Regions from separate parts of the Homo sapiens genome. Here regions 2 and 3 are each linked to region 1. The links are chromatin loops, found by intact Hi-C in ENCODE. Cell type or tissue: PC-3. All regions are shown on one strand.

What was found. A loop is a pair of places that touch in the nucleus more often than their neighbours do. Peaks named below come from ENCODE experiments on the same cell type or tissue, not always from the same donor. Only the 100,000 strongest peaks of a DNase experiment are listed, where the experiment ranks them.
Region 2: it touches region 1 in a loop (16-fold over the local background); 22 of 110 quality-filtered maps call a loop at or near these places.
Region 3: it touches region 1 in a loop (6-fold over the local background); 21 of 110 quality-filtered maps call a loop at or near these places.

Annotation. Positions count from the first base shown.
Region 1 is chr1:222,005,093-222,013,092 of GRCh38, forward strand. No RefSeq gene overlaps it. Among named protein-coding and RNA genes, the nearest start is that of LINC02257, 31 kb to the left of the region's middle. RefSeq lists an enhancer at 3,906-4,438. In PC-3, CTCF peaks have their summits at 4,231 and 4,437; DNase peaks (open chromatin) are centred at 4,199 and 5,369; H3K4me3 peaks cover 500 bases; H3K27ac peaks cover 1,052 bases.
Region 2 is chr1:221,473,996-221,481,995 of GRCh38, forward strand. No RefSeq gene overlaps it. Among named protein-coding and RNA genes, the nearest start is that of LINC02817, 140 kb to the left of the region's middle. In PC-3, a CTCF peak has its summit at 4,232 (motif pointing right); a DNase peak (open chromatin) is centred at 4,256; H3K27ac peaks cover 1,432 bases.
Region 3 is chr1:221,540,231-221,548,230 of GRCh38, forward strand. No RefSeq gene overlaps it. Among named protein-coding and RNA genes, the nearest start is that of DUSP10, 200 kb to the right of the region's middle. In PC-3, a CTCF peak has its summit at 3,684 (motif pointing right); a DNase peak (open chromatin) is centred at 3,641.

The DNA of each region.
Region 1 (8,000 bases):
TTCTTCTGAATATTGCCTGTTTAAAATTGGTTTCTGTTCTCTGTATCAAATTTCTCTCTCTGTTTTTAAACCTATTACCTTACCATTCATAGAAAGATGTAGTTTGCCTTCTACGTCATTGACTTGGTTTTCTGTAGTGTCTGTTCTCCTATTTATTACCTTCAAGGTACATTTTAATTCTGTTTAATTCTGTTTATAAGTTACCAGAATTCTCTTATTGTGCCCATAAAATCCTTTTAAATATCTACTGGCATTCCAGAGAGCCACTATTATCTCATCTCTCCACTCTTGTCCCATAAGTCCGTGCTTCCTCATATTTATTGAGAAATACACAGAGAACATCATCTAGTTTATTTTTCTTCATTTGTTTTATTTTTTTCTGAAAATGTTATTTTAGTTTTTTTTTTTTTTCTTCTAACTTTTATTTTAGATTCAGGGAGTACCTATGCAGGTTTGTTACATGAGTAATTTGCATGTCGCTGGGCTTTGATGTACAAATGATTTTGTCACCCAGGTATTGAGCCAATAGGCAGTTTTTCAATCCTTACGTTCCACCTACCCTCCACCTTCAAGTAGGCTACAGTGTCTATTGTTGCCATCTTCATGTCCATGTGTACTCAATGTTTAGCTCCCACTTATAAGTGAGAACATGCAGTATTTGGTTTTCTGTTCCTGTGTTAATTCACTTAGATCATGGCCTCTAGCTTCTTCCATGTTGTTGCAAAGGACATAATTTTGTTGTTGTTTATGGCTGTGTAGTATTCCATGGTATATATGTACTACCTTTTCTTTATCCAGTCCACCATTGACGAGTATCTAGGTTGATTCCATGTCTTTGCTGTTGTGAATTGTGCTACAAAGAACATATGCATGCATGGGTCTTTATAGTAGAACAATTTATATTCCTTTGGGTATATATCTGGAATGACACTGCTGGGTCAAATGGTAGTTCTGTCTTGAGTTCTTTGAGAAATCTACAAACTGATTTCCACAGTGGCTGAACTAATTTACATTCCCAGAAGGATGTGTATGTGTTCCCTTTTCTCCACAACTTTTCAAACATCTGCTTTTGTTTTGTTTTGTTTTATTTTGTTTTTCTGAGTCAGGGTCTCACTTTGTCCCCCAGACTGCCATGCAGTGGCCTGATCATGGCTCATTGCAGCCTCAACCTCTTGGGCTCCAGCAATCTTCCTCTCTCGGCCTCCCAAGTAGCTAGGACAATAGGCACATACCACCACACCCAGCTAATATTTTTTAATTTTTTTCTAGCGATGTAGTCCCTGTGTTGCCCAGGCTGGTCTCAAACTTCTGGGCTCAAGTAATCCTCCTGCCTTGGCCTCCCAAAATGCTGGGATTAGAGGGGTGAGCCACTGTGCCCAGCCAGTTGTTTGTTTGTTTTTTTTTAACTTTTTAATCATAGCCATTCTGACTGGTGTGAGATAGTATCTTACTGTTTTGATTTGAATTTCTCTAATGAGTATTGATGTTGAGCATTTTTTCATATGCTTGTTGGCTGTGTATATGTCTTCTTTTGAGAAGTGTCTGTTCATATCTTCTGCCATTTTTAAATAATTTTTGTTGATTTATTTAAGTTCCTTATAGATTCTGGTGATTAGACCTTTGTCATATGCATAGTTTGCAAATATTTTCTCCCATTCTGTAGGTTGTCTGCTTGGCATTTCTCTTGGACAATATAGACAGTTGAAATACCAGACTATTTTTATTGGTTTCATGTTGTTATCTTTCTGTTTGCTCATCCTTGAGTAATTTGAGTTGAGTTGAGGACCTGTTTTGCCATTGAGTATTTCTTAATGTGTTATTCTTTCCAGAAATTAGCAAATAATTGACTGATAGCTTTAATTTCTGGCTGTTGTCACTTGGCATCTGAGTTATCATGGCTGCTTCAGTGGAAAAGTAGAATGAAGTTAATCAGGTACAGATGTCTTACTGCCATCCTAACAAGAAATGCTCCCTTTTCTTTTACTAAAAGAGGGAGACTTCCTATTTCATGAACTGCATGGATTTCAAATGCATCTGATAGTGATTTTAAAAATAAATGAGGAAGTTTGATTACTGGTACATTATACTCAACATGCATGCAGTAGAGAAGCAATACAGTAGTATGGATAAAAATATAGGTTTGAAGATGAGTTGGGTACCTTTCCACAGTGTGACCTCAGGAGACCCACATCTGTGAGTCTCAGTTTCCTCGTGCACAAAATGGCACTAATAATATCTACCTCACAGAGCTACTGGGAAAATTAAATAATATCCTATATATTATATGCAACATATCACTAACATGTTAGGTATTGTTAATACAGAATCTAATACATGACAAGTATTCAATAAATAGTAGCAACTATAAATATTTTCTTAGTTGCATAATATTTTGTAAAATCTGCTGTTTTCCATTCCTTTTCATTTTCTTTTTTTTTTTTTTTTAGACGGGGTCTCACTCTGTTGCTCAGGCTAGAGTGTAGTGGCATGATCTCAGCTCAGTGCAGCCTCCGTTTCCCAGGCTCAACTGATCCTCTCACCTCACCCTCCTAAGTTGCTGGGACTACAGGCGCATACCACCATGCCCACCTAATTTTTGTATTTTTTGTAAAGAAAGGATTTCACCATGTTGCCCAGGCTTGTCTCAAGCTCCTGGGCTCAAGCAATCTGCCTGCCTTGGCTTTGCAAAGTGTTGGGATTAGCCCCTTTTTCTTTCTAAGCAAATCATCTGTAATAATTTATTTGGAGTACCTAGTAATAAAATTTCTAAATAAATACCATTCCACTTTTAAAAACATTTAATTAGCTTTATTCACATTAAAATACATGATTACAGGTCTGTTGCTAGCCATCGATCAATTCGATCAAGTAAACAAGAATCCTGAAGTATTTCAAGAACTGTGGGATGTACTCAGTCAAAATATAAGTTTGACTCAATTTTACATACTGATAAGTAATTCAAGAGTTTCATGATAAAGTCTTTTCACAGACTAAGAAAGACGAAAATATTATCTGGAATTTGGTTTCATTTTCATCAGGTGAAAAATACTTTCACTGTGGACATATTTATCCAACTTAGGTTCACAGAAGGAATGTTTTCAGTTGGTTACAAATATCAAAATGAATTGTCATCTGCTGGCAGGGAAATAGGGAACCAGAGACGGGGGGGGACTGAGAAAAATTCAGAAAACACCACTTGCTTTTATCTGGCTAGTTCACAACATAAACGACCCAAGCTACAACCAAAGTTTGAAATGTTTTTTCACATGGAAAAATTAGAAATAATTTTATTGTTTGCTTTGTAATTAAATTGATTCCTTTACAACTTTGTGGAAAGTTTTTACATTGAAAATCTCTGCCGGGTGCGGTGGCTCATGCCTATAATCCCAGCATTTTGGGAGCCCGAGACGAGCGGATCACTCGAAGCCAGGAGTTCGAGACCAGTCTGGCCAACATGGCAAAACCCCATCTCTACTAAAAATACAAAAAAATAGCCAGGCGTGGTGGTGGGCACCTGTAGCCCCAGCTACTCAGAGGCTGAGGCACGAGAATGGCTTAAACCCGGGAGGGAGGCAGAGGTTGCAGTGAGCTGAGATTGCACCACTGCTCTACAGCCTGGGCAACAGAGCAGGACTCCTCAAAAAAAAAAAAAAAAAAAAAAAAAAAGAAAAGAAAAGAAAAGAAAGAAAGAAAAAAAGAAAAAGAAAACTGGGTGCGGTAGCTCAGGCCTGTAATCCCAGCACTTTGGGAGGCCGAGGCAGGCAGATCACGAGGTCAGGAGTTCCACACCAGCCTTGCCAACATGGTGAAACCCCATCTCTACTAAAAAATACAAAAATTAGCTGGGTATGGTGGCGGGCGCTTGTAATCCCAGCTACTTGGGGGGCTGAGGCAGGAGAATCGCTTGAACCTGGGAGGGGGAGGTTGCAGTGACCCGAGATCGCGCCATTGCACTCCAGCCTGGGCGACAGAGTGAGACTTCGTCTCCAAAAAAGAAAAAAAAGAAAGAAAGAAAGAAAGAAAGGACCTCTACAGATGAGTTTCCCATAGACAGGACTGGAGGGAATTTAATGCCTTATGCTGTTTCCCTTTGATAAGCAGCCCCTGCAGGCCCCCTGAGTGATCTCCAGTTCCTAAAGCCACAGGTGTTCTCATCTATTCTAGAGAAACTGCAGGAGCATAGTGAATTAAAATGGTTTCACTTTTGCTCACGGGAGCCACCTACTGTGTCACTTTTACATTGTCCACATCCAACCCAGGTAAAGATAGGCTTTTTGGGGGAGCTAGGGGTATGATATTTTTAATAATTCAAAATTCTTAGAATATTAAATGTGTCCATGACTTTAAGAAAGGGGTTCTTTCTATCTGCAGTATAATTTCTGAAAAAAAAATGATTTGACTAGATATGTAAAATGCCAGAAGGCACTAGTAACTAAAAATCTAGCCAAGATAAAGTATCTTTTCAACGATTTTGTAAGTCAATGCACTGGGGAGAAGAAGGAGATGAAAGCCATCCAAAATGGGCCATGTCCTTCCATTTCACATTCAGAATCAGCTCTACTGCTGAGACCCCTATATGTAACATTTATCCTGTTATTTGGAAAATGGTATGGTGTGTTTGAAGACCACCCTCCAGGCAGTCTGAAACTCCAGACTGGAGGCTCAGCTCAAACCAACCATCACAAATTATATGACTGCACAAATCAATTTCTCTCTCTTAACTTCAGTTCAAACATCTTAAATGTGAGTGCAGTAGACTAAATCAGAGGCCTCAGAACTTCTTGTTTAATACGGATAGAACACAAGTATATGAAAAGAGATAAAACTGGATTGGACCCAGAGCAATCCTAAGGAACCCCAGGGCTCTGTGTGACTCAGTTTCCAAACCGCTAGATCAAGAGATTCCAAAGACATTCTCTAGCTCTAATAGTCTATGATTCAACATTGAAAATATTAAAAAAAAAAAAAAAAACCCAGAACGCTATGTCTCCATCTATATAATATGTCCCAGAGGTTTAGCTCTGAGGAAATTGGTCCAAGTTGCATCACTGGAAGAAGAAGAGAAAAAGAAAATAATGAAAAAAGAAAAATTGACTTCGCTCTAATGAACTCAAACAGGAGCTGGTTAGTATTTCTGAATCTTTGCCAGGGCTTCAGCCTCCCCTCTGAAAAAGTACATGTGGGGAACACAGAGCCCCATCAAATGAAAAGAGATGGAGTGCACAAGAGGACTTTCCAAAAGAAAAGCTCTTCTCCTTGAACTCTGCAGGATCCATTTGCACTACTGGACATTTCTGACACTGGAGAGAAAAAATGCTTAGTAGGAACCCTCTGTCCTCATAACAGGTTTCTCCTGTTTGTTGCTTTGTGAACTAATGTAAATCAAATAAAGCAATGTACTCAAACCACAGTGGACCTGAGTGTATAAATGAGGAACAGGTGGTGATTAAGTGTATAGTGTCATTTCTATTTTGTGACGTTAATGGATCACAAAAGCACTATAGTCCACATGGCAGGAGTGGTCACAGCCACCCCACATACTCTTCTTCTAAATGTGATCTCCAAACCTCCTTCCCTTCTCATCTCCCACTCAGTTCTGGGAAATGCAGAAAAATGTGTAATAGTTAGTGACAGAAAGAGCCACTGACCTAAATACATGGTGGGTCATTTATTATGCATGGCTTCTGATCAAGGAATTAGAGAGTTTTCATTCAATCTTTATTTTCAGCCACTCAAGTTCCATTTCCCTTGCTTTATTTAGTTTTGACAAAGACAGTTTCTGTATTTACACTTAACATGCTTAGTTTCCCTAAATATTCAAGGATACCATCAACCCTCACTGGAGGCCTCTTTGATAATGGCAGGTATAATTTCTGTATTAGTTTTCTGTTGTTGCATAACAAATCACCCATCCCCCCCACCAAAAGAACAACTTAGTGGCTTAAACAATAAGCATATATTATCTCACACAGTTTCTGTAGGGTCAGGAATTTGGAAGTGGGGTAATTTTGGCTTGAGGTCTCTGATGAGATTGCAGTCAAGATGTCAGCCAGAACTCCAGTCATCCGAAGGCTCATCTGGGGTGGGAGAATCTGCTTCCAAGATGGCTCACTCACATAGCTGTTAGCAAGAAACCTAGGTTTCTCACTAGAATTGACAGGAGGCCTTCGTACCTTACCACATGGACCTCTGAATAGGGCTGCTTGAGTGTCCTCACAACAGGGAAGCCAGTGTCTCCCAGAGTGAGTGAACTGAGAGAGAGAGACAGAGAGAGAGAGAGAGAGAACGAGAAGGATGCCTTATGATGTTGATGACCTAGTCTCATAAATCACACATCATCACTCCTTGTATATTCTATTTATCAGAAGTGAGCCACTAAAGCTGAACCCATGCTTAAGGGGAAGGGAATTAGACTCCACATGTTTTAGGGGAGACACACCAAAGAATTTGCAGACACATTTTAAAACCAACAAATCTTAGGATGGCCCAGAATCTGAAAATGGAAACTTTGAAAAAGTACTGCAAGGTAACGATTCAAATGTCAAAAAGATTTTCTGCAGGATTTTGTTGCTTGGCAGTGTAGGGGAGCCAGAGGTCACTTCCAAACCCTTTTTAACTCTTAGTGGGCTCTTTGGCTTGACCTAGGAGCCAAATTGACATCAGGTAGATTAATAAGAAAAAATCGTAAAAACTTTATTAGTTTTACATGTACATGGGGATCTTCACAAGAGTGAAAATCGAAGAAGTGGCCAGAGCAAGATGCTTTTTAGACAAAAACCAATAAACTTGAGAGGACAAAGAGGATCTGGCTAAGGGCAGTAAATTTCTTCAGGGTTCACTAGGAGATATATGAGGGGTGGAGAAGTAGTGAAAGATAAGGGCTACCTTAGTAAATATGTTTATTATAGTTCATTGCAGCCCCCAGTTCCCAATCTCTGTGATAAGGACTATTTTGTCACTCTAGTACAGGGAGGGGGCCCCTTCCAGAGGAATCTCTGTGACTTGCTGTCTGCTGGAAGAGATAGGTCAGCTTGCCCTTTCTGAAACTACAATTTCTTCAATGTTTTTAACTCAAAATAATCAATATACCAATTCAGCATATTTTGGGATAGCGTGTCCTTCACTCCTTCAGCAGTGGCACAACACACATAAGTATTGGTTTACAGATCATTAATTACTTGATAATAAGATTAGAATCAGAGGATCTTTAATCTAAATGTCAGAAAGAAGGAGTACTTAACATTACAGATATCTCTTAACAAATTACAGATATCTGTCATGATCTTGTAAAGTAATGTGGAAAATGGTTTAATTCATAGAGATTTTCAGGAACACATCTGAAGTATACAAGAAACTGGCTTTGGAATTTCTCTGCTGTGAAGATGCAAGGAAGTCAAAGATTAAATAAACAAAGATGATGATAAACATAGATGCTAATGAAAATGTTAATGCTTCTAACCCAGCTGATGATAAAGAAGATAAAGAAATTGAAGTGATTCTTAGGTGACTACAGTAATTTTTTTGGAAGTACTTCCATGATTTTGCCAAATTTTACAACAACTCTTGGAATAAAAGGAGTGGCAATGATTGTGCCATTTTTATTGTGTGTTGAGGGTAGAAGGGAGAGAGTGAAGCTTGATATTCATATACCAAAACCAAAAGTTAATTCTTGCTGAAAGTAAAAAGTAAAAAATCAGTCAGACTACTTTACTGACATAGAGGCAAATAACCAACTTATTTGTGTAATTTTATTTTTTTCATTTCCAACAGTTTATTTCAGCATCACACAAATATAGCAACTTCCCCATTCCCCCCAAAATGTAAAAGGTTTTCTGACAGAGTCAATAACATTTACACTTATGAAACAAACTATTTAGGTTGGTGCAAAAGTAATTGAGGTTTTTGCAATTAAATTTAGGTTGGTGCAAAAGTAATTGCGGTTTTTGCCATTACTTTTAATTGCAAAAACCTCAATTACTTTTGCACCAACCTAATATTGT
Region 2 (8,000 bases), 530 kb before region 1:
ATATATATATATATATATATATATATATATATATAAAATATTTCCACTCAACTCCATCATTACAGCAGGAAACATCAGAGCTGCCCGACGTGGTTCAGATTTCCTTCGATGGCAGTAAATCTGGCTGAAGTTTTATGGAAAGGGTGAACTATCACTTCATAGAGAAGTAGTCAAGCAGACTGAAATTGGAGGACAACTTGGACTAGTTGAACTTTAAGATCTTTTCCAAATTTAGAAATTCCATTAAATGGAAGGAAATAGTTTTTATTATTAATAACAAAATATAATAATAATAACAGCAATTCCTTAATATTATATTATGCTTTGTAGTTTATATTTTGCCATCATATGCTTGAAACAATTGTGTGAGGCAGGTAGAATAGGTATCTTATTTCCATTGCATTCAAGGAATCAAGGCACAGAGAGTTAAGTGATTTCCCCATGGACACAAAGTAAGTGGAAGAATTAAGATGAGCACCCAAGCGGTGCCTGTATATCATCCTGTTGCTGCCAAATATGATCATGAGGAGAAAGTTGATGACCATTCTAGACACTGCTGAAGGAAGGAATAGCCGATTTCAGGAAGATCAGCAAAGACTGTGAAAAGGACCAGAGTCATTTTTCCTTTTATTATCTAGTAGGAATATAACCATGATCCCCAACAAGCCAGTGAACATCCTTGTACAACCACACACTTTACAAGGGTTTTGCTTTGAATCTTCCCTGAGACATCACAGGAAATGGGCTTCCTTGTGATACAACTCAGTTCAAGGCAAGTAAATCCATTTGGCAACGTGTTGTTTGACAAATTTTAAAATAGAGGTTTGATTTGCTTTTTATAGTTACCCCTGTTTTCACCATTGAGGACAGTAACTCCTCAAACTTTTGGGCATATAATATGTGTGTTTATATATATATATGTATAATTTGGATATATATATGTATAATTTGGATATATATGTATATATGTATATATATACACACGTATGTATACATACACATGTATACATACACATATATACACACGTATGTATACATACACATATACATACACATATATACATACACATATATACATATATACATACACATATATACATATATACATACACATATATACATATATACATACACATACATATATACACATATATATCCAAATTATACATATATATATCCAAATTATACATATATATATATAAACACACATATTATATGCCCAAAAGTTTGAGGAGTTACTGTCCTCAATGGTGAAAACAGGGGTAACTATAAAAAGCAAATCAAACCTCTATTTTAAAATTTGTCAAACAACACGTTGCCAAATGGATTTACTTGCCTTGAACTGAGTTGTATCACAAGGAATCCCATTTCCTGTGATGTCTCAGGGAAGATTCAAAGCAAAGCCCTTGTAAAGTGTGTGGTTGTACAAGGATGTTCCCTGGCTTGTTGGGGATCATGGTTATATTCCTACTAGATAATAAAAGGAAAAATGACCCTGAGCCCTTTTAACACAGTCTTTGCTGATCTTCCTGTAATCAGCTATTCCTTCCTTCAGCAGTGTCTAGAATGGTCATCAACTTTCTCCTCATGATCAAATTTGGCAGCAACAGGATGATATACAGGCACTGCCAGGATGATATACAGGCATCGCTTGAGTGCTCATCTTAATTCTTCCACATTCTGTGTGTCCATAGGGAAATCACTTAACTCTCTGTGCCTTGATTCCTTGAATGCAATGGAAATAAGATACCTATTCTACCTGCCTCACAATTGTTTCAAGCATATGATGGCATAATATAAACTACAAAGCATAATATAATATTAAGGAATTGCTCTTATTGTTATTATACTTTGTTATTAATAATAAAAACTATTTCCTTCCATTTAATGGAATTTCTAAATTTGGAAAAGATCTTAAAGTTCAACTAGTCCAAGTTGTTCTCCAATTTCAGTGTGCTTGACTACTTCTCTATGAAGTGATAGTTCACCCTTTCCATAAAACTTCAGCCAGATTTACTGTCATCGAAGGAAATCTGAGCCACGTCGGGCAGCTCTGATGTTTCCTGCTGTAATGATGGAGTTGAGTGGAAATATTTAATTTCTATCCTGAAGTATTAGTTTAGCCTTTTAGAACCCCAGTCTATTTTCCAAGGTGGTAACTTTTAACATGTTTTAGCAGAGCTCTTGCTCCTAAATCTTCACTTTCCCCAGCTGAAGACCCTGAGCATGTTCAAATATTCTTCAAGTTGTATTGTTTTGGGTTTTCTCATCATTCTAATTGGTCAGCTCTAAATATTTCTGTTTTCTATTTCTTTCTTAAAATGTGCCTCTTTCAGCTGAATATCCTGGCATGTTATGACCAGTGTGTCTAAAAACACAACTTGATATTCACCAACCAGATCTGCTCATCTTTCCCCAAGTCTTCATCTTGTTTTTTAGCACAAGTCAAATGCCTTAATTACTTCTCGTGTGTGTGTGTGTGTGTATTTTGTCACTTGTCACCTGTCTTCATTCTAAAATTTGCTCCTTCAGTAAAGTTTTCCCTGAATATTTTAATCCAGGGCCAATGATCACCCTCATCCTTACAATCTTCAGACACTCAGGACAGTAAGTGTTCTGGGGAAACAGAGCTGGAAAGAAGGGCAGGAAGGCGGGTATGCTTGATTTTTGTCAAGAAAACAGGGGAATTGATTCCAAAACCATGAAAGACAGACTTCTAGAAAAGAGGCTAAATTTCTTCTATGTTGATCTAAAGAGCAAAATTGAGACCAGTCAGGGCAACTTGGTGGGGGAAGCTCCTGAGATACGGTGGAGAGGAGCATAGGATTGGGGACAGGATAGCTCTGGGTTCAAGTTTGAGTCTACAACTTCCTGATTCAATGGTCTTAAGTGATTTTCTGTGTCTGTTCCCAGCCTAAGCCTCTGCCTCTACAAAATGAGGTGAATTTTACCAACCTCATATGGTCCTTTTTAGGACTAATAGGCATTGATTCAATTGGCCGGGCCCAGGACTCTGTGTCCTGGGGTCTTTTCACAGCACATGCTAACTTGTCCTGCCTCTACTCGGTTTACAAGAAAAGTCTGAGTGAAAGATCAAGTTCATGTTCAGAAATATTCACTCCCTTCCCATAACTGCATTGGAAGAACAGAATTTCCTGTTCCATTCATGGTGAGCTTGGCTATGTGAATTGTTTCAGTCAGTGGGATATTAGCGTCCATGATGCAGCAGCCTTGAAAAGTATCTTCATGCTTCAACTTACACTCTTGAACTTCTGGCATTGCTATGGATAAAAATATGCCCAGAACGGACAGTTCATCCCAGGAGGAGGATAAAAGTCATGGGGAGTGGAGCTGTACCACCAGAGCTGAGGCCACCCCAAATCAGCAGCCCCCCAGTTGACCCCAGCCTGCTGCAGATGCATGAATGAGCCCAGCTGAGACCAACAGTACTGCAGAGCCAACCAGCACACTTGCAAGCTGCGTAAATGCATTTTTGTATGCTCCCGAGATTTTGTGGCTGTTTTATATGCAATGTTATTGTGGCCATAGTTACTTGAAATAACCAGTAAAATAAGATATGAATGGCTGACAAGGCTCAATATTTCCCTCCCCTGAAAGACATGGGAAGCCAATATTTTTATTTGTTTAATAAATATTTAGGTGAACTCCATGTGCCAGGTCCCCAATTGTAGTTAGTTTTCCGTTGTACAAGGGATTCTGCTTTAAAGAACTGTACTTAAAGCAGTATAGAATTATACTAGAGCCCCAATTCCCTTGACTTAAAGTTATTACACACAAAGCAAAACACAAACTGCTACATGTGCTGAGCTTATACAATGTCCCTCTTTTTAAATCTCTGTGCATCTCTCTGCCCGGTGGACTCTGGACATCACGTTGTTTCCCTAGTTTCTAGAGCTGGTCTACCTGAGCATCCTGGAAAATCCCTGTAATGTTAGGTAATGAAGTAGAATTTTACTGGGTGGAAAGCTATTTCCTTTCCCTTTCAGTAAAGTGTCTCGAACTCTACTCCCTAGTCTTTTCCACCTTCCTAGATAATTCCAAAGGAATTTGGTGTTACGTGATCCTCTGAAGGGTGGAGGCAAAGAAGGAAACTAATAAGGACTTCTTTTTATTGCATAGCTGTGCTTCCCTTAGAATGGGGATCACAGTGGGACTGCACAAGGCCATCGCTCCTGCTCTCTGAAGGCTGGGGCTGCAACTGCACAGAAGAGGGTGCTCTTGTGCAAAGCTGCAGCCAGCTTCCTGGGAGGAGGTGAAGTTTACTCGTTCCTTGCTGAGCGGATGATTCATTGCTCATGATATTTGGTAGATGTAGTCTGCATTAGTGCACACATATTCTGCAACAACAGATAAAAACCCCAAACGGCAAAAATGTCAGGAAACTCATTCGTATGGAGGGTGCACATCCATCATCCTCTGCTGTTCTGATACGACAGAGCCAACTTTTATCAGCATCCTTCCCTTTTACCCTACTGCCAGGGCCCTTTAAATGAAAATTATCAAGGAATAGGGACAAAAATAGTGCCATCCTTTTTAGAGTTTTCAAATTGCTTTCACCATTTGGAAAATAACTATATATCCATTAACTCGTTTGTCACACAAATATTTATTGAAGGACAGTTATTCTGCTTTTTCAATGCTTTTGGAGAAAGAATTGAAGCTCCTTCCTTACCAATCAGACCCAGATGACCTGATTTCTGCTTCCCTCTCCAATCTAATCTCATGCTAACTGCCTTCTCTCTGGCTCTTTTCAGCCTCAGGCTTTTGCTCTCATATTTCATTTTACTAGAATTTTTTTTCTGGTTCATATTAGGGCTTATTTGCTTTGTTTTTCTCATTCTCCAGAGCTCAGCATGAATGCCATATTCTCAGAGTGACTTTCCTTAAGTCTGTATGTTAGTCAGGGTTCTCCAGAGAAACAATCAATAGAAGATATTGATAAAGATATAGCTATAGGTATGTTATCTTGTGATTATGGAGACCAAGAAGTTCCAAGAGCTGCAACTGGCAAGCTGGAAACCCAGGAGAGCTGATGGTGTAATTCAACTCAGAGCCCCAGTCAGAAGACATTAAAGACTGACTTCCCAGCTGAAGACAGGCAGTCGAGAGAGAGAATTCTCCCTTACTCAGCCTTTTAGTTCTATTTATGCCTTCTATGTATCGGATGAGGCTTTACACAGTCTACTGATTCAAATGTTAATTTCATCCATATACACCCTTATAGACACACTCAGAGTCATGTTTAACCAAATATCCAGGCACCTTGTGATCCAGTCAAGTTGACACATAAAATTTACCCTCACAGCCTGCATCTATCAATATAGATGCCCTTCCCTAATTACTAATACCTAATCTTGTTTATCTTCTCCTGAGTGTTTATCACAATTTTTACATGCCTTGTTTACTTGTTTGTCACATATTTACTGTCTGTCTCTCCGAGAATGTGAGCTCTCTGAGGGCATGGACAGTTTGTTGTGTTTTTCACTCTGTCCCTTTAGCTCAGAAGAGTGCCAGGCTCTCGGTAAACACTCAATACGTATTTTTGAATGAAATAGTGCAAAAATTAAAATAATTGTATAATGAAATAAATATTGAAAGGCAAAATTAACAGAAAGTTATGAGGACATAGAAGAGCAAAAGCCTTATTCTTTCTGGAAGAGTCAGGAAAGGCTTTAAAATGAGGAGACATTTGAGCTAATGGGAAATCCACTAACCTGCAAGGAAGTCAAGTAGAAGAAAGATTTTCAGAAAAGATCAAACAGTGTGTGCTAAGGTGGGTGGCCTAAAGCGATGAGCATACTCCAGAAATGGCAAGAAAGTTAGTGTGTCGGGGGGTCAGAAGAGACTGAGACGGCTCTTGTATGCAGTGGCGGGATCAGCAGATAACTCACCAGAAAGTGAGAAGTCAGTGGATGCTGGAGGTTTTAAAACAGGACATTCACTTTGGAAGCAGAGTAGATAACGCTTGGAATGGGGAGAAACTGAGGCCCTGGAAACTAGTGAGGAAACAGTTACAGTAATTTGGAAAGATAAAAGATGAAACAGCAACAGAGGCACGCAGGCGTGGGCCCACAGCTTTGGCAGAAGCTGAATTCCTAATAGGAAACCTTGGATTTAGAAGTGGGTAAAACTGGCTTGTGGCTTTGGGGACAGGCCAAGAAGAACCAGTGTCTTCATCCAGCCTGTCATAACCTCAAGGTGTTAGTGTGTTTGCACTGCCATAAAGAAATATCTGAAACTGGGAAATTTATAAATAAAAGAGGTCTAATTTGCTCATGGCTCTGCAGGGTATGCAAGAAGCAAAGCACCAACATTTGCATAGGGTGAGGGCCTCAGGGAGCTTCCAATTATGGCAGAAGGTGAAGGGGAATAGGAGTGTCACATGGTGAGAGTGGGAGCAAGAGAGAGACAGGAAAGGTGCTACACAATTTTAAACAACCAGACCTCATGTGAACTCAGAGCAAGAGCCCACTCATCACCAACGGGTCGACCCTCAGCATTCATAAGGGATCTGCCCCCAAGATTCAAAGACCTCCCACCAGGGCCTGCCTCCAACACTGGAAATTACATTTGAATATGAAATTTAGAGGGGACAAACATCCAAACTGTATCACTGGGGAAGCAAAAAATAATTTGCTGTTGCAAGGACATGGGATGCGGAGGCGGGCACAGAACAGGGCCCAGCATGTGGGCATAGAACATGGCAGAGATTCTGCCATGGGGGCAAGATGACATGGAGGGGACATGCCAGATGACAGGGCAGGGTCTGTACAATCAACTGAGAGGGACAGATCTTTGTAAAGAGCTGGTGTGGCTGAAAGGGAGCTGTTAGAGACCCTGAGCATATTCAAGCAAAATAAAAGAGGAGAGAGTAAATTTCGGGAAACTTCTGAGGTAGAATTATATAGCCTAGTGACAAATTGAATATGAAATGATAAGGGTGAAAGCCAAGAAAGTCAAGAATGACTTCATTGCAACTTTGAAGCAGGGACTAGAGGAATAATAGATTTGGAGGAAGTATTTGAAGAGTGATGTTTTCTCTAAATTGAATTACTGAACTCACCACCTCACCCGCGCTCCTGGTGGTCAGCCTCTCAATATTCACATTGTGGGACTTTTCAGCAAAGAGCTCCACAGGAAGAACATATACTGCTCAGTTTCAAACCTTTGTCACATTCCAGAACAGCTCTCTTTACAAGAGGCACCAGAGAATTCACCCATTCTCTTCTCCATCATCATCATCATCTTCCTTTTCAGTACTAGCTCTTATTTACTGAGCACTTACTGTAATAAATAACCACCATTTACTGAGCACTTCCTATGTCCCAGGACTCTTCTAGGTCTACTACACATGCTAAGTCAGTTAAACTCCTTACACACCTAAGTGAAGTAAGCACACCATTATCCACTTGTTAGAAGGGAGATAACTGAGGGACAGTGAGGTGAGTGACCTGCCAAGAGAAGTCAGACACAGTGGAAGTACTTTATGCGTATTAGTGCCTTTGGTCTTCCCAAAACATTTGGAATAGCATTATTCCCTTTTTACAGGAACAAGGAGCACAAGGAGTGAGGAGGAGGTTACATCAATTTCCCCAAACCATCCAGCCCACAAGTTCCAGAGCTGATATTTGAAAGTACAGTTTCTAAGCTGGAGCCCAGAGAGGAACTAATTCTTTGAACACCTTTCTGTGTTCAAAGGCAAAGAACACAAAGAAACAGAAAACATTTTAAAAATTGCAAATAATAGTGAGGACTACAGTTGATACTTAAAAAACACAAGTTTAAAGTGTGCGGGTCCACGTACATGTGGATTTTCTTCTGCTTCTGTCATTCCTGAGATAATAAGATCAACCCTTCCTCTTCCTCTTCCTCCTCAGCCTACTCAATGTGAAGGCAAAGAGGATGAAGCCCTTTATGATGATCCACTTCCACTTAATGAATAGTAAATATATTTTTTCTTGCTTGGATTTTCTTAATAA
Region 3 (8,000 bases), 460 kb before region 1:
AGCGCCACTGCACTCCAGCCTGGGCGAAAGAGCGAGACTCCGTCTCAAAAAAAAAAAAAAAAAAAAAAAAGAATTTTACACATATTGTTTTATTTAATACAACCTCCCTATGATGAATAAACTCTTACTACTCTCAATACAGAGATGAGTGTCAAAGAATTTAACTGCCCTACATAAGGTTAACAAGTAGTTGAGAAAGAGTTCAACCACATATCTAATTGATCCAAAGCCCATACTTTTAACTTCTATACTTATTCTAAATACACTACTGAAACAAAAATGATCTGAATTTAAATGCCTCTGTTTATTTGCATCAACAATTGAACTTGTTTGTATAAATGTTGTGGCATTGAACAAAATTAAAAAGCTCCAAATGAAGCTCAGCCATACAGACTCCAGGTACCCATTCATTATACAATACATTTTTCTACCACTCAACATTCAAAGAAACATCCCTTTCCTGACTGGGCATGGTGGCTCACGCCTGTAATCCCAGCACTTTGGGGGCCTAGGCAGGCAGATTGCTTTAGCTCATGAGTTCAAGAGCAGCCTGGAAGACATGGCAAAACCCCGTCTCTACAAAAGATACAAAAGTTAGCTGTGCATGGGTGGGATGAGGTGGGAGGGTAGCTTGAGCCTGAAAAGTGGAGCTTACAGTGAGCTGAGAGTATGCTACTGCAATCCAACCTGGGCAATAGAGCCAGACCTTCCCTGAGGAAAAAAAAAAAAAAGAAAAAAGAAAGAAAGAAGTTTTCCTTTCTTTCAGTGGCAGCACATCTGAGCATTCTGCCTCTTCTTCTTCATTTCTTCTCTGCCCATGTCTTCTCTCCCCTCTTCCTCTGGGTATCTGGCACAAGGTCTCCTGGCTTGATGCAATGTGAAGTTCACTCCGGATTCAGTCACATCTGAGTCCTCGTAGTGAAGGCTTGAAGTGACTCTTCCAGGCTATACGTGCATGAGGAACCTAGGAAGCTATTGGCGGGGAAAAAACTAATCTAAGGAATTAGAGAGGCCTATAAAACTGTCCTGGTAACACTACCTCAGTCATTAAAGTAAGATGCCAGAGAGAACAATTCTGAACACTGGAAGGTATTCCATGACTCTTTTCTTCCTTGGACTCAACTTCACGGCCTCCAGGCTGACTAGGGGGCAATTTAGGGTAGGTACAGGCTCTGCAAGTAGCTAGGTCCAAATGAATTGTTTTTACTCATATCTGTGAGACACAGAGTCCAAAGCAATGTGGTTTTTGGTACCCGGGGTCACAGTACAGGGAAAAAGATATGTGTTCACTGGTTGGCACTGATGCATGGAGGATTTGAGAAACCACGATGCTGCTTGGATCTATTAAGGCTTTGACTATGTAGCAGTACATAGGGCCTGGCTACGACAACTGTGACGGCAGGTCCCACTTACAGAGGTCAGGGGCAAAGGCCACAGTGGTAGTAGCAATGTTCCTAATGCCCCAAGGCAGAACCCAGGGTGACCTGTCAGTGGAAGTGTGTGTCTCACTTCCTTGTGCACTTACACACGGCTTTGCTAGCAGGAGTGTGAGGGACTTACAGACGGCTTTGCTGGCAGGGAGTGTGAGCATTCAAGAGGCACCATTTGCAATTATCTAGGGATAAGTATCATGCTCGGAGAATGGTTGGATGTTCTGCAGGACCTGAGAGGTGGGAAAGAAGAGAAGTGCTGCAGAAATGTTTGAGTTAGACATGTAACACTAACTTGCATAGTTATTCTCTTTGATCCTTACAAATACCCACAGAAATTTGGGTTGTTATTTCCATTGTATTTGTGAGGGGGCTAAGGCTGGGTAAATTGTCCACGATCAAATAGCTGGTAAGTAATGGAGAGAAGAATAAAACTTAGATCCTCTGACTTACCATTCTTTCCTGTAGCCTTCCTACTTTCCCAATCTCAGGAAAATTATTATCTTCAATAAATTGTGGGTTTTTTTTTTTTTTTACCAGCAAATTAGGCTTATGTAATCATACTTTTCCTTTTTACATTGACCATTAGAAATCTGAGTTGAATTTTTAAAAATTGTACTGACAATATTAATCTAGTAAGTTGATATGTTTACCACAATTTTTTCCTAAAAATTTTCTAATTTCTGTTTTTCTTTTAACTGCTTTTTGTTATACCTATCTTTTGTTGAAAGCCACTTCAGACCTTGGAAGCAAATGGGATATTCTCTTTACGTAAGCAGAGAAAGAAATCTGGAAACCAAACTTGCTACCTCCAGAGTGTGAATCAGATTGGTCATTCCCAGAGAATAAACTGAGAAATTCCAAGTGAATTGGGAGATATCACATAAACTTTGATTTTTTTCCCATAGTCTTAATGAATTTTGCTGATGTCTTGATATTCCCAATCTCCCCTTTTAATCAACGTTATGTGTTTGAGATAAGTTCGGCAGAGGTTGGAGGATCAGACCTTAGTCATAGAACACAGGAGAGAATATCTAACAGTCTAATAAATGCATATAAATTAAATACATACTGGGCAAACCACTCTAGATTTGAAGTATTAAAATCTGGGGAAGAATCACAGTTAAGCTGGTTGACTGGGCACTTCTTGACTTAATGAAAATTTGTCAGCAAAAGGCTACCATACGAGTTAGGGAAGGTGTACCTTAAGCATGTCTTGAATGGCATGACTTTGTGGGTGAGGAAGATAGTGTTTGCTATGAAATAGTAACAGGAATAGACATGTCACACACAAGGGAAGAATAGCAGTTGTTCCTAACTAGAGCTTACAGTATGGTCCAGGAAGGTGTGGAGTTGAGTTAGAAGTTCTAGGGGGAAGAGGAGAAGAGCTTAAAGAAAAAATAGGAGTTAGAAGTGCCTGTGATGAACTCAAAGCAAAAGCCATCTGAGAATGGAAAATCTCATAAAGGAAGGATGAATAGGAGTAGGAAAAACCACTGAACCACCATTATCTACCAGACAGGTATATCATCTATGCTTCAGAAGAAATCTCATCAAACATGCATGTCAGGACTGGGCTGTGAATTGCAATTAAAATATTTACACAGAGGGAGAAAACTAATTTTTTTAAATGATAATGTGATTCTGTGAGGGTGATGACACTGGTGGTAGTACAGACTTTGGATCTTCCTGAATTCCCACCTGAAAATAGAAAAAGCAAATAGCAAGCAAGCCAGCGAAAACATGGAAAGCATTTACAACATAATGAGATGTCAAAGTAGCCCCATGAATTCCAAAATACAAGCAGTTGGGGATTAATGGTCAACAGCCAGAAGACGGTGTGATATTGACATTGTGCAGGAAAAATAAAAAAGGAAGCAGTGGAGGTTCAGATAGACCTGGGAGGAGGAGAATCCCTAAATAGCTAAAAGATATTCACCAGAAAGTAATGCAGACAATTTGAATTTAGCAGGGTTTCACGGTTCCACAAACAGGTAAGTGCAGGGATCTCTGCTAATTTCTCAAGGGGTAGACATATAACCTAGTCCCTGTGAACTTTTGATCGTAGCCAGCCAGGACAGCGCTCCATGACAGGGTGCCAGACTTACTGGGGGCAGAGCCTAAATTACTTGGGGCAGAATTAAAATGTACCAGCATAAACAACAAAGAAAAGGGAAGGTTTCCATGAAAGTCACATGGGAAACAGAGCCCTCTAGCTCCAACATTTCACAGAAGCAACAGAAGAGGGAGCTCTGTAAGCTTAAAAACAATAATAAAAGCTAACCAAACCAATTTATTTGCCTAAAAGTGCAAATAAATTAACTTCGCAGGAAAATAAACAACAGAAAAGTATAAAAGTCAAATATCACACAGAATTAAGATAATAAAAAAGAGAGTAAGAATCAGAATAACACCTCTACAGACAATGAAATCATGCCAGAGACATGTTCCAAGAATGGATTAAAGTTTTAATATACTATTTTAAAACAATTAAAAGGAATTTTTAAAAGTACATTATACAATACACGAAGGACACATAAGGGAAAAAACACATAAATAGGAGACATAAGAAAGACTTCAAAATAAAAGAAAAAAACACTTTCAGGAAATAACAAAACTATAAAGTATGCAACAGCAAATAAACATGACAAATAATGCCTTAAGAGAAATAGAAAATGAAAAGAAAAAAACTGTAAAAACATAAAAGAATTAAAGTACGGCCAGTGCTGTAATCCCAGCACTTGGCGAGGCTGAGGCAGGAGGACCACATGAAGTCTGGAGTTCAAGACCAGTCTGGCCAACATGACAAAACCCCGTCTCTACTAAAAGTGGAAAAATTAGCCGGGCATGGTGGCACATGTCTGTACTCTCAGCTACTTGGGAGGCTGAGGCACGAGAATCACTCAAACCTAGGAGGCAGAGGTTGCAGTGAGCTGAAACAGCACCACTGCACTCCAGCCTGGGCAAGAGAATGAGACACCATCTCAAAAAAAAAAAAAAAAAATTAAAGAAAGTTATAAAAAGATTTTTGATAAGTATCAAAAAAAAGAAAAAGACCTAACACAAAGAAATAGAGGTCTCCAAAGAAGAAAATTAAAGCAAAGAAATAGAACAATTAATAAATACTGTCAGATAACTTACCTAAAATTAAAACATTTTTTAGAGAGTAGAATGGTGGCTGCCAGGGGTTAAGAGAAGGGAGGAGTAGAAAATTATTGTTGGAAGGGTACAGAGTTTTAGTTTTGCAGGATTAAAATGGATGGTGGTGATGTTTGCACAACAATGTGATATACTTAATGTTTTCAAACTATACACATACAAATGGTTAAAATAGTACATTTTATGTTATCTATATCTTATCATAACTGTAAAAATTAATTAAAAAGACAAAACACGTTTTTAAAAAGTGGGTACATCTAAACCATAGTGTCTCAGTGATTAAACCCAAAGGAAATGCAAGGAAGTTATGACTATAAAGGATGCTGGCTATGTAGGAAAGATGAAGGGGGCTGTGACTGGATAATGGGATGAAGTACCCAGAAGAGTGTTTTGAGGAGGTGGGCAGAAAAGTTCTATGTATTGACCTAGATGGGAGTCACAAGAGTCTTGACCTGAAAATAATTCACCATGGTATACATTTGTATCGTTTAGTTTTCTATATTCAGGTTTTATTTTAAAATAGAAAGGGGAAAAGAATAGAAAATAAATGAGAGAACGATGAATGTGTTCAGATGCACAAAATCTAATAAAGTATTTCCATTTGCTTTGGTTGTATCCCAGCTATAGCTCTTCACTGTGAAGACATTTATCTTATTTACAGGTTTTTCATTCAACCTTTCTCTCATTTATTTATTTAACTTTCGGATTAATGTGCTTACATTCTAGAAATCAAATATAAAGCGCTGAAGCAGGAAGACAGATACTAGTTATTCTCCATCCCCCCGCCCTTGCTAAGACCCGTTCTCATCACCTTCTTTTATCTGCTCTGTGCTGCTGGAGATCATCCTTATGGACTGAGTCTTCCAGCTCCCAGGTCCTCTGGTTTCCATTTGTGTTTGGCCAGCAAGAGACACCATCAAGAGACTGAAGGGCAGGTAGGGGAAGGAAAGGTCAAGGTATGTCCTGCCTCACTTTTCCCTCTACTTCTATGCTATAATTCTGGCAAAGGTTTTATTTATCTGTAATTACTACTAGGATTCTTCTGCTCCAAGGCAACTCTCCCATTGAGCCCCCATGATATTGTTTCCAACTCTTCTTCCTTTAAGCCTGGGGTGGTAATGGCTTCACACTGTTGCTATTCCCTGGGTGCCTCAATGTTCCTATGGGCTCCTTAAACCCCCTATAATTATTTTATAATTATTATTTTAAATAATTTTTTATGTTAATGCCATAAATAATTATTTTATGTCAATGCCATAACCACTTCAACATGTGTGGAAAAGAGGTTTTTGCAGATGTGATCTAGAGATGAGATTCTCCTGGAGTATCCATGTGGGCCCTAAATCCAATCACAAATATCCTTATAAGAAACAGAAGTGGAGAAGACATAGACACAGGGGGAAGGCCATAAGCTGAGGGAGGCCGAGACTGTAGTTATGCAGCCATACGCCAAAGAACACAGAGAGCCACTAGAGGTTGGAAGAGGCAAAGGAGAATTTTCCCCCAGAGACTTCAGAGAGTGCATGGCTGTGCTGATGCCTTGATTTTTTTTTTAATTTCTGGCCTCCAGAACTGTAAAAGAATAAACTTCTCTTGTTTTAAGCACCAAGTGTGTGGCAATTTGTTACAGCACCACAGGAAACTAATACACCGTGTAAGTGTGCCTTCAGGATCCTGATTGAATTAGAGATTATAGTCTATTAAGGAAAGCAGACATTAAATAAATCAGCCCACATCTCCAACTCAATATTCTTCACACTATGCCTTTACTTCTCATCCAGGGAAAAAACAGAATGGCCCTAAAGAAATTATTGCTAGACACTGACAGGTGAGGTTCCCCAGTGAAAGATCAATCTACAGTGCATCCCTCCAAACCATATCTCCTCTATCCCCACTTATCTCCCCTACCCCCACAGAAATTCCTATTTTTCTTTAAGGTCCTATTGTTAAATATGAATACACAAAGAAGGTTTACAGACATTTGAAAAATTATTTATCATGGAAACAGAGACCAAGACACATATAATGCACATTACACAATGCACACACATACAAGTACACACACACACAGATAAATCCAAAAAACAAAAAAGAAAGAAAACTTTAGAGAATGATATGTCCTCAAAAAATAAAAGAGGATACTGCATCCATGAAACAAGAACAGATTACTACTTAAAAAGAAATCAGAGAACAAGGAAGCAATTCTGAAACCACTTTACATATTTGTTAAAACTGAACAAGTAAATATTAATACATAAATTGTAGATAATGGGAGTCAAGGTTCTCACTGTCAAAGAAAGAAGTAACAAATAAACAATGAGAGAAGGTTAGAGTGAATCCTGTGAGGCTAAATTAGAGTCAAATAATATGAGCTCATGATTATGTATATATACGACACACACATAAATTTTGAAATATTTAAAATGTATAAAATATGTTTGTGTATATATGTGCGGTATAAATACATATATCCCCTATCTCTATCCACGGAAGTGACCTAGAAGCAATAACACCCCAGTAGCAATGAACACACCCAGAACCCATATCTTGGCTTCTAATACTATTCTTCAATAATAGGAACCAGGGATACTTGGAAAAATGGCTGATTCTAGGGCTGTGGCAGGAAATAGGCAAGATGAATCTGGAGCCTGTTATTAAGGTGTCATAATGTAAGGAAGTGCTCAAAACTACAAAATAATGGGGATATGTCAAAGGAACACAGGAACCAATTTAAAGAGATTCTAAAGACTAAAGTTAGAACAATTTGAGGAGCAAAATAAACAACAAAGTATTTGATTATAACCCAGAGAATAAAATATCACGAGTCCTACTGATATCAATACATGATTGAATAAATAAATAGGGAAAAGAGACAAATATCACATACAGATGAATTCCAAATAATTTTTGTTATTTATAGAGATGGAGCTTAATTCCCCATCACTTGAGTGTAGGCTGCGCTTAGTGGCTTGCTTCCAGGGAATAGAGTATAAAAAGGGCTGGGGACTGGACATGGGTGGCTCTGTAAATTCACAGTGGAGAAACCTAGAAAACACTAGGTTGGCCAGATGATAAGGATTAACACCATCAGGGATGAGGCATGTGGATATCGAGCATCCTTTTACAGGATGTAACGAGAATACCACTTTACCTCTGTGGTCTTCTAGAAACCCATAATCTCAAACTGACCATGAGAAAAATATCAGAGAAATCCAAATTAGGGACACGCTACAAAATACCTGACCAGTACCCTTCAAAAATGTTTAGGTCCTAACAAACAAGGTTAAGACGGAGAAATTGTCACAGATTGGAGGAGACGAAAAAGATAGGATGACTAAAAGCAACATGTCATCCTAGCTTGAATACCAGAACAGAAAAAGAACGTTTATGGAAAAATCAGTGAAATCCAAA